2 separate regions of the Homo sapiens genome follow, and region 2 is linked to region 1. A link is a contact called in ENCODE Hi-C or POLR2A ChIA-PET data. All regions are on one chromosome and are shown on one strand. Each heading gives the region's core, a stretch centred on a gene start or an enhancer-like site at or near the end of the contact. The rest is flanking DNA. Distances are from core to core; before and after follow the strand shown. Region 1 has its middle 31 kb from the start of FN1. Region 2 has its middle 70 kb from the start of FN1.

Evidence for each region. A loop is a pair of places that touch in the nucleus more often than their neighbours do. ChIA-PET counts read pairs that join two places held with the same protein, here RNA polymerase II (POLR2A). Pooled maps may share reads with other maps.
Region 2: a map of endothelial cell of umbilical vein shows a loop between it and region 1 (1.9-fold over the local background). The contact joins two enhancer-like sites. A Hi-C loop is called at or near these places in 3 of 168 maps with a recorded cell type or tissue (IMR-90, ascending aorta and endothelial cell of umbilical vein) and 3 of 50 pooled maps. POLR2A ChIA-PET finds 5 or more read pairs at or near these places in 2 of 52 experiments (MCF 10A and activated CD4-positive, alpha-beta T cell).

The regions. Positions count from the first base shown.
Region 1 is chr2:215,464,771-215,468,552 of GRCh38, forward strand. No RefSeq gene overlaps it. Among named protein-coding and RNA genes, the nearest start is that of FN1, 31 kb to the left of the region's middle. Within about 2 kb of position 1,606, at least 3 of the 41 ENCODE cell types and tissues checked have a DNase peak (open chromatin) inside an H3K27ac peak, as active enhancers do; they include endothelial cell of umbilical vein, where a contact is called at or near this core.
Region 2 is chr2:215,504,067-215,507,848 of GRCh38, forward strand. No RefSeq gene overlaps it. Among named protein-coding and RNA genes, the nearest start is that of FN1, 70 kb to the left of the region's middle. Within about 2 kb of position 1,630, at least 3 of the 41 ENCODE cell types and tissues checked have a DNase peak (open chromatin) inside an H3K27ac peak, as active enhancers do; they include endothelial cell of umbilical vein, where a contact is called at or near this core.

The DNA.
Region 1 (3,782 bases), core at 356-2,855:
TATGAATTGGGCACAAATTAGCTAGACTATCTTCCTAGGGCAAATGATGTCATTTTATTTGACTCCTTTTCTGTTTTAGCTGAGTTTTTTCCAGCTACTTTAATAAAGAATTAATGATAAATTTTTTCTCTACTTGTATTACTTCAGCAGATTAATTTTCCATTTTGTCCACGTAGAGATTAAGATGGTAGCATCCCTATACAAAATCTTATTACCCATATTCACTTGGAAAAATATCATGAAAAGGTTTTACTAAAATGAATGAGGTGAAGCCATTCAGTTTTGACTGTAAGTTTCAGAGGTCGTTTCATCAATGCGTAAGTAGCCTAAAGACTTCACTGGAGTTTTATAAGAATGCAAAAGAGAAAAGCAAACCTACGAAGACGCATAAAAATTATGAACTCTGGGAGTTATCTAATTTACACATGGTTTCTTTTCATAAATTCAGGCAGAAGCGTAACCTATTTCTCACCCCTAGTTTTTGGAACTTCTTCCTGTTCCTATGCTTGGTTACGTGTGGATTCGGTCTAGACATACCATCCATTAAGCAACCAATTTCACAGTTAAGTGAGTTGTCTGTGTTTAGATTTCCTGTTGCCCTCTTAAACCCTATTGTCTTCATCTCTTGTGATCATCAAATTATATACATCATGGGTATCCTATTTCAGAGATATGACCCAGTGGCTCTCATCTTAGCTCTCATCTTAGTGGCATCTCATCTTCATTCCTGGTAGAATTCCCACCCTTTGCTGTTCCACATGATTTTCTTTTGCCCTAGAGCAATTGTCTCAATGTACAATTGAGCCTTGATAAGGAAGTCTTCAGGAAATTCTTTGATGATGACAGGCATGTTTGTATTCCTACCCATGTTAATGAGACAAACATGAAATCAGTTTGAAAACCTTAATGCTGTTAAATTTTAATTAATGTAATTTTTCTTCTGATGCCTCCTTCAAGGAAGCATAATTAATTCTTCTCTCACATTTCTTTCAGTTCTCATTAACCTCCTCCCCAAAAGAAGTGCCACTTTTTCTAAAATTTCAAATATGAACTACTGAAGTTATTGTCCTAAGAGATTTTTAAATCAAATATATATTCAAGTGTGAAGAAAATTAACTCTCTATCAAAAGCTCAGAAACAAGAGATAACATGATGTAGTCATCTACCAAGCAGCACTTCTCTTATTTGGGAAAGTAACATTCTATTCCTCAGTCACACCCATCCATCTGCCCCCTCCAGGTGTCTGACAAGAGCATCTCTAAAGGTAGTGGGGCTGGGAGGAGCTACTAACTTTTTCTGAACCAGGCAACTAAAGTTATAACCTCATGCCAGTGGTTTACAACTTTTTTAACTTACATTTTATCTAATTGAGAAACAAATTAAAAAGCCAGATGTTTCTGTGACTGAGGTTCAAAAAATTAGCCCATCCCTAAACAATACTGGTCAAGTCTCTTTCAATTGCAAGCATCCAAAATCTCACTCTAACTGGCCTGAGCAAATGAGTTAACATGTTGGCTCCTATAATTGAAAAGTTCACAGGCATCAAACACAGCTGGATGCAGATGTTTAATATGTGTCATCAGAACTTGGACTCTTTTTCAATACTCCTGGCCCTGCCTTCTCCACATTGGCTTGTTTTCAGGCAGGACTCCTCCCATCCACAAATATACAGTGATAAGATGTCTAGCAGCAGTTCCAGGCTTTTATTCTCCTAATTTAGCAGAGGGAAGAATGCCTCTTTCTCCATTGATGCACTCTTTCAGAGACTCAGTAAACAGCATCTGTCTTTGCTGCGTAGATTTGGAACCATTGAGAAATAAGAAAATAAGGAGCCCAAATACCACCCTTATTACTGATAAAGTTGGCCTTAGATGTCAGTTGGCCTCAGATGGACTTCTTAATATGAACCATATAACCAGGCAGACTTTCTACTCAGTCCTGGACTGGGTCTCCCAAAGGGGCCTCTGTGAGCAAGCTGGCCTAGTGAACGTGCCCCATTTATTCTTTTCAAATTTACCAATTAGATAAGTCATTCTTCCTTGAAGACTGGGAGGAGGGGTTGAGAAAGGCCAGAGCTGTTGCATCTAGCGAAGCTGGAGATGTCATGAATGTGGAGAAAGTTCTGACCTAGTATCTCCTGGCTCTTTTTTTTCTTAACCCCCTGAATTAACTATTAAACCCATGAGCAGCCAGAAATGTGGCTGCCTCCCTCCAAGGACAGTTTTATTCCCTCCTTTATAGGGCCACCCCCAATAGTGAAAACCACTTCATTGAGGATCCCTCTGGATCTTCAGTGGTCACCCAGAGCTCTGAAGTGGGTTAGAGCAAAACAGGCATAACTCAGAGATATTGTGGGTTTAATTCTAGACGACCCTAATAAAGCCAAGATTGCAATATAGCAAGTTGCACAAACTTTTTGGTTTCTCAGTGGATACAAAAATGATATTTCTACTACACCGTAGTCTTTTAAGTGCGCAATAGCATTCTGTCTAAAGAAACAATGTACATACCTTAGTTAAAAATGCCTTATTGCAGCCAGGCATGGTGGCTCACGCCTGTGATCCCAGCACTATGGGAGGCCCAGGTGGGCGGATCACGAGGTGAGGAGTTCAAGACCAGCCTGACCAACATGGTGAAACCCCGCCTCTACTAAAAATACAAAAATTAGCCAGGCACGGTGGTGTGCACCTGTAATCCCAGCTACTCAGGAGGCTGACACAGGAGAATAGCTTGAACCTGGGAGGTGGAGGTTGCAGTGAGCCGAGATCGTGGCACTGCACTCCAGCCTGGGTGACAGAGGGAGACTCTGTCCCAAAAAACAAACAAACAAAAAACCAAAAAAACCCAATCTTATTGTTAATAAATGCCAATGATGATCATCTGAGCCTTTAACATGTTGTAATATTTTTGCTGGTGGAGGGTCTTCCCTCTATGTTAATGACTGCTGACTGATCAGGGTGGTGGTTGCTGAAGTTTCTTAGAATAAGACATCAATGAAGTTTGCCACATCAATTGACTTTTCCTTTCACAAAAGTTTTCTCTGTAGCCTGTGATACTGTTTGAAAGCATTTTACCCGCAGTAGAACTTCTTTCAAAATTGGAATAAATCCCCTGAAACTCTACCACTGTTTTATCTGCTATGTTTATGGAATAGTCTAATGAAGCTGTCATTTCAACATGTTCACAGCATCTTCACAAGGTGTAGATTCCATCTCAAGAAACCACTTTCTTTGTTCTTCCATAAGAAGCAACTCCTCATCTGTTAAAGTTTGATTAAGAGATTGCAGCAATCCACTTACATCTTCAGGATCCACTTCTAATTCTAGTTCCCTAACTATTTCTACCATATCTGCAGTGACTTCCTTCACTGAAGCTTTGGATCCCTCAAAGTCATCCATGAAAATTAGAATAAATTTCTTCCAAACTTCTGTTAATGTTGAAAATGTGATCTCCTCCCGTGAATCATGAATGCTCTTAATGGCATCTGGAATGGTAAAACCTTTCCAGGTTTTCAATGTACTTTGCCCAGATCCATCAGAGGAATCACTATCTATGGCAGCTATAGCCTTACCAAATGTATTTCTTTAACCATAAGACTTGAGACTGGGCGCCGTGGCTCACGCCTGTAATCCCAGCACTTTGGGAGGCCGAGGTGGGCGGATCACGAGGTCAGGAAATCAAGACCATCCTGGCTAACATTGTGAAACCCCGTCTCTACTAAAAATACAAAAAAATTAGCCAGGCATGGTGGCTTTCGCCTGTAGTCCCAGCTACTTGGGAGG
Region 2 (3,782 bases), core at 380-2,879, 39 kb after region 1:
CAGGTAGTGCTGTATCTGGTGGATTAAAGGTCTGTTCCCTTCCCTTTCCTATGGAGGAGGCCATGCCACTAGAAAAACACCTTTAGACCCACAAACTTTTGCTTTTAAATAAAATTAGTTTCCTATTTGTGGGTATCATGAAAATTCTTAGATAGACTTCCACAAAATTTGGAAAGTATTGTTTAGGAAGATCTGATTTAGAATTTGGGTTATGTGGCATATGATAAGAATCACTTTAGGAGATCCTGGGAAGCCTCAAAGAAGTAGGCAGTCATCATACAGGAGCTGAAAGTAGGGTTGAACAAGGGGTATGAATAAACGTCATTTAGGAGAGGCCTGTCATATTCAGTAATATGCCCATAGATGGAACAAAATGGAACATTGGTTTCCAATAGGTCCTTAAATTGAAAGCCATAAGGGTAGGTGCTTTGCAAAGCAGGTATGATTTGTATCCAAATTACCTCTCACATGGGCACCTTGTGGATTTCTCTGGACAGAAGTGCAGCAGGAACCTACTTTTTAATGAATAATGGTTATTGAGTCATTCAAACATCCCAGAATAGCCAGTGGGACCTGGCTGTTCTCCCTTCAAGTTCTTCGCCACCTGTAAGTCACAGAGCCACAGCTGTGGTTCTTCTGCAGGGGCCACAGAGCCCTTCCTCTGCACTTGGAAAAAAATGTCATGTGCTGACTCCAAGAGTGAGTCTTCTGGGGGTACAGGAGACACAGAAACAGAAACTTTCCAAGAAAAACACACTGACTAAACCAAATGACAGAGCAGAAAACATTTTCTGATAAGGCAAAGGGTAATAACTTGGTGAGAATTACACAGGTAATTAAATAGTTGTTTCCAAGGGCTAGGAAAAGACAGGCATCGTCTGTGTTGGACAGAAGGGGAGTTTTGGATTTATTAACATGGATATGAGGGTTTAGGGTTATTTGTGTTTGTGGTAAAGAGCTCAGAGAAGAAGTCTTTATTTACTGCCTAAAGATTTAGTAAGTCAATTTGTTCCCTGCCTTCTATCTCATCCACAGACAATATCTTCTTAAATAGGATACTAGATTGCATGCATGATGTTAAACAAACGTGGAGTAGGAAAATCACCTTATTGAAATAGCTCTTGAGGTGTCCTTAACTCACAAGAACATTGGGAAATTTTCAGACTTTCTCACCAACAGAGGACATAAATACCAAAGGCAAGATGTAAAGTTATGCAAACCTCTGTGGCTGGAATAAATATTTTGTACTTATGGAAAGTCCACTAGAAGACCACTTCTGAATTCAGATCTGTATCAATTAATGGAAGAAAAAAATGGGTTGGAGGAGCCAAATGGGGAATGTTACAAGACGTATTAATGTATAATCAAAATTTAGAAATAGAGGTGGTTCTGAATTGGAATTGGCTTTAGATAAAATACAGAACAGGAAAGAATGGGAGTCCTCTGTTCTAGAAGGGTAGGCTGGCTACAATCGGGTGAATAAGACAATTTCATAAGAAAACGTTTTGAAAGAATATGAGAGGAAACTGCAAGAGCAGAAGAAAGTAATAAACTCATTGCACAAGAATTTCAGAAGAACTAGGGTCAAAAATACAGTCACAATCTGGCAGCTTTCAGGAGGAGGTGGGGAGTAGATAAGGACAAAGAGGTGGGAAGGGAGATAGGGCCAAGTCCAAAGTGCCTTTCAGACTCTCCCTGAGTCAGCAAACCTTGCTTCTTTTTACTTTTACTTTTTCTGTGGGCTCTGAATGGTTCTTTTAATCTATATTCAGGCAGAGTAACAGGCGTGATGAATTTATAATGTAAAAGGTACACTTTGGGAGGCTGAGGCGGGAGGATCACGAAGTCAGGAGATCGAGACCATCCTGGCTAACACGGTGAAACCCCGCCTCTACTAAAGATACAAAAAATTAGCCGGGCGTGGTGGCGGGCGCCTGTAGTCCCAGCTACTCGGGAGGCTGAGGCAGGAGAATGGCGTGAACCCGGGAGGCGGAGGTTGCAGTGAGCCGAGATCACGCCACTGCACTCCAGCCTGGGCGACAGAGTGAGACTCCGCTTCAAAAAAAAAAAAAAAAAAAAAAAGCCAGAAACGCTCACTAGGCAAAAAAAAAAACTTCTCTTCGAGCAGCCTGGTAGGGCCTCTAGCTGGAGAATATTCAGTTGTGTTAAGGCATCTTAGTAGAGCACCAGTGGTATCTGGAAGAAGGTGCCCCCAAAAGCCTCTATCCCTCATCAGCAGGTTTACACAATTCATCGAACAGATTTAATAGTTACAGATTACTCTGTTAACTAGATTTTGAGAAAACAGTGCAGAGTGTTGGCAGAGCAAAGAGAGAAAATCAAATTCTGGAGTGTGGAATGTTTACCCAAAAGAAATGGCAGTAGCAGGAACTAGGAGCCTGAAGGGGGTGCCTTTGTGTAAAAATGTTTTTGATTTCTGATGCCTACAGCTGGATTTTTAATGTAGCTCAAGTCCGACAGAATGCAGGTAGGAAAAAGAAAGCAGCAATGAATTGTTTGCCTCTTCTTTAAACTCTGTTTCTGAAAATAAAATTTGTTAGTATTTTAAACTTAAAACCCTTCATGATTATTATATCCTTAGTTCTTATGTGTCACTGATATACTAAAATAGGTTGTGAATATGATAGAAAGTGAGATGAAAGAGAGAGAGTGTGGTAAGGCTGTGGGTCTGTGAAACTCCAAGGCCAGATGCTGCTCACCTTATTATGGAACAGGTATGTTGATTCAAGCACAGGGTCAAAGGAATGGGCCAGGGTGACTCTTTTTGGAATAATAGTGAACATGTGTTACTCACTCATAGACTCAACCTGCTGATTAATATATGTTATCTCTTGAATTTGAGAATGAAGTTGTACAATTCCCATTTATAGTTGTGGAAGCTAAGGCTCAGAGATACACAGTAACTTGCTGTGTAGCCAGTTGTGGCAAAAAAAAAAAAAAAAAAAAAAGAATTTGTATTTATTTCTGTCTGATCCTAAACAGGTGTTTTCCAGGTATGCACCCTTCCTGCTCACATTTTGATTGGTTTTGAATTCTTGTGTATTATTGACTGTCTACTTCACTAACATCAAGTATAAAACAAAAAATGTATTGCAGCCTAATGTTTAGCTTCTCTACTCTTTTATATTGCCTATATTTCCAGTTCCTTAGATTTGCAAAAGTTATGAAGTTAAATATAAATCATACCTGCAATTGCATTAGTATATTGGTATAGTGCCCTTTCATTGAGTTTGCAGGAAGTGAGCTGTCTTTAAGAATATCCAGTTGTAGGAAGTTCCTCTTTTTCTTTTTTTGTTACTCTCAAAAAGTCTTTGGTCTTTCCTTGTAGTAAATTACTAAGCACTCTAGTTTGGCTGATTTCTAGATTGAATATTAAAGAATTCTATGATAAAGCAAACTTTAAAAAATTACAAACACTGAATATTTTTAAAGTCAAAGAATAAAATCTGCAGAGGCTGTCCATTGGATGTGATTCAGCCACATGTGTTTTTGGTGCAGATTTTTCTCCCTTTCAGTGAAAATGTCTTTCTATTTTCTTGACTTTGATCACTTTGGTGTCAGGGTGCTTTATACTCAGTGGTCATCTGTCAGCCTTTTCATAAGTCAGTTTCTTGCATCCATCTGGTGAATGGCAAAAGATTTTGGTTTAGGCAATTGCATGCATTACTCAAAAGACTGTGGAGACTTTGAGAAGGAAAGAAGGAAAATCTTCATTGCATACTTTTAACTCTTTTTTTTTTTTAAATTAACTTCCCCATCAG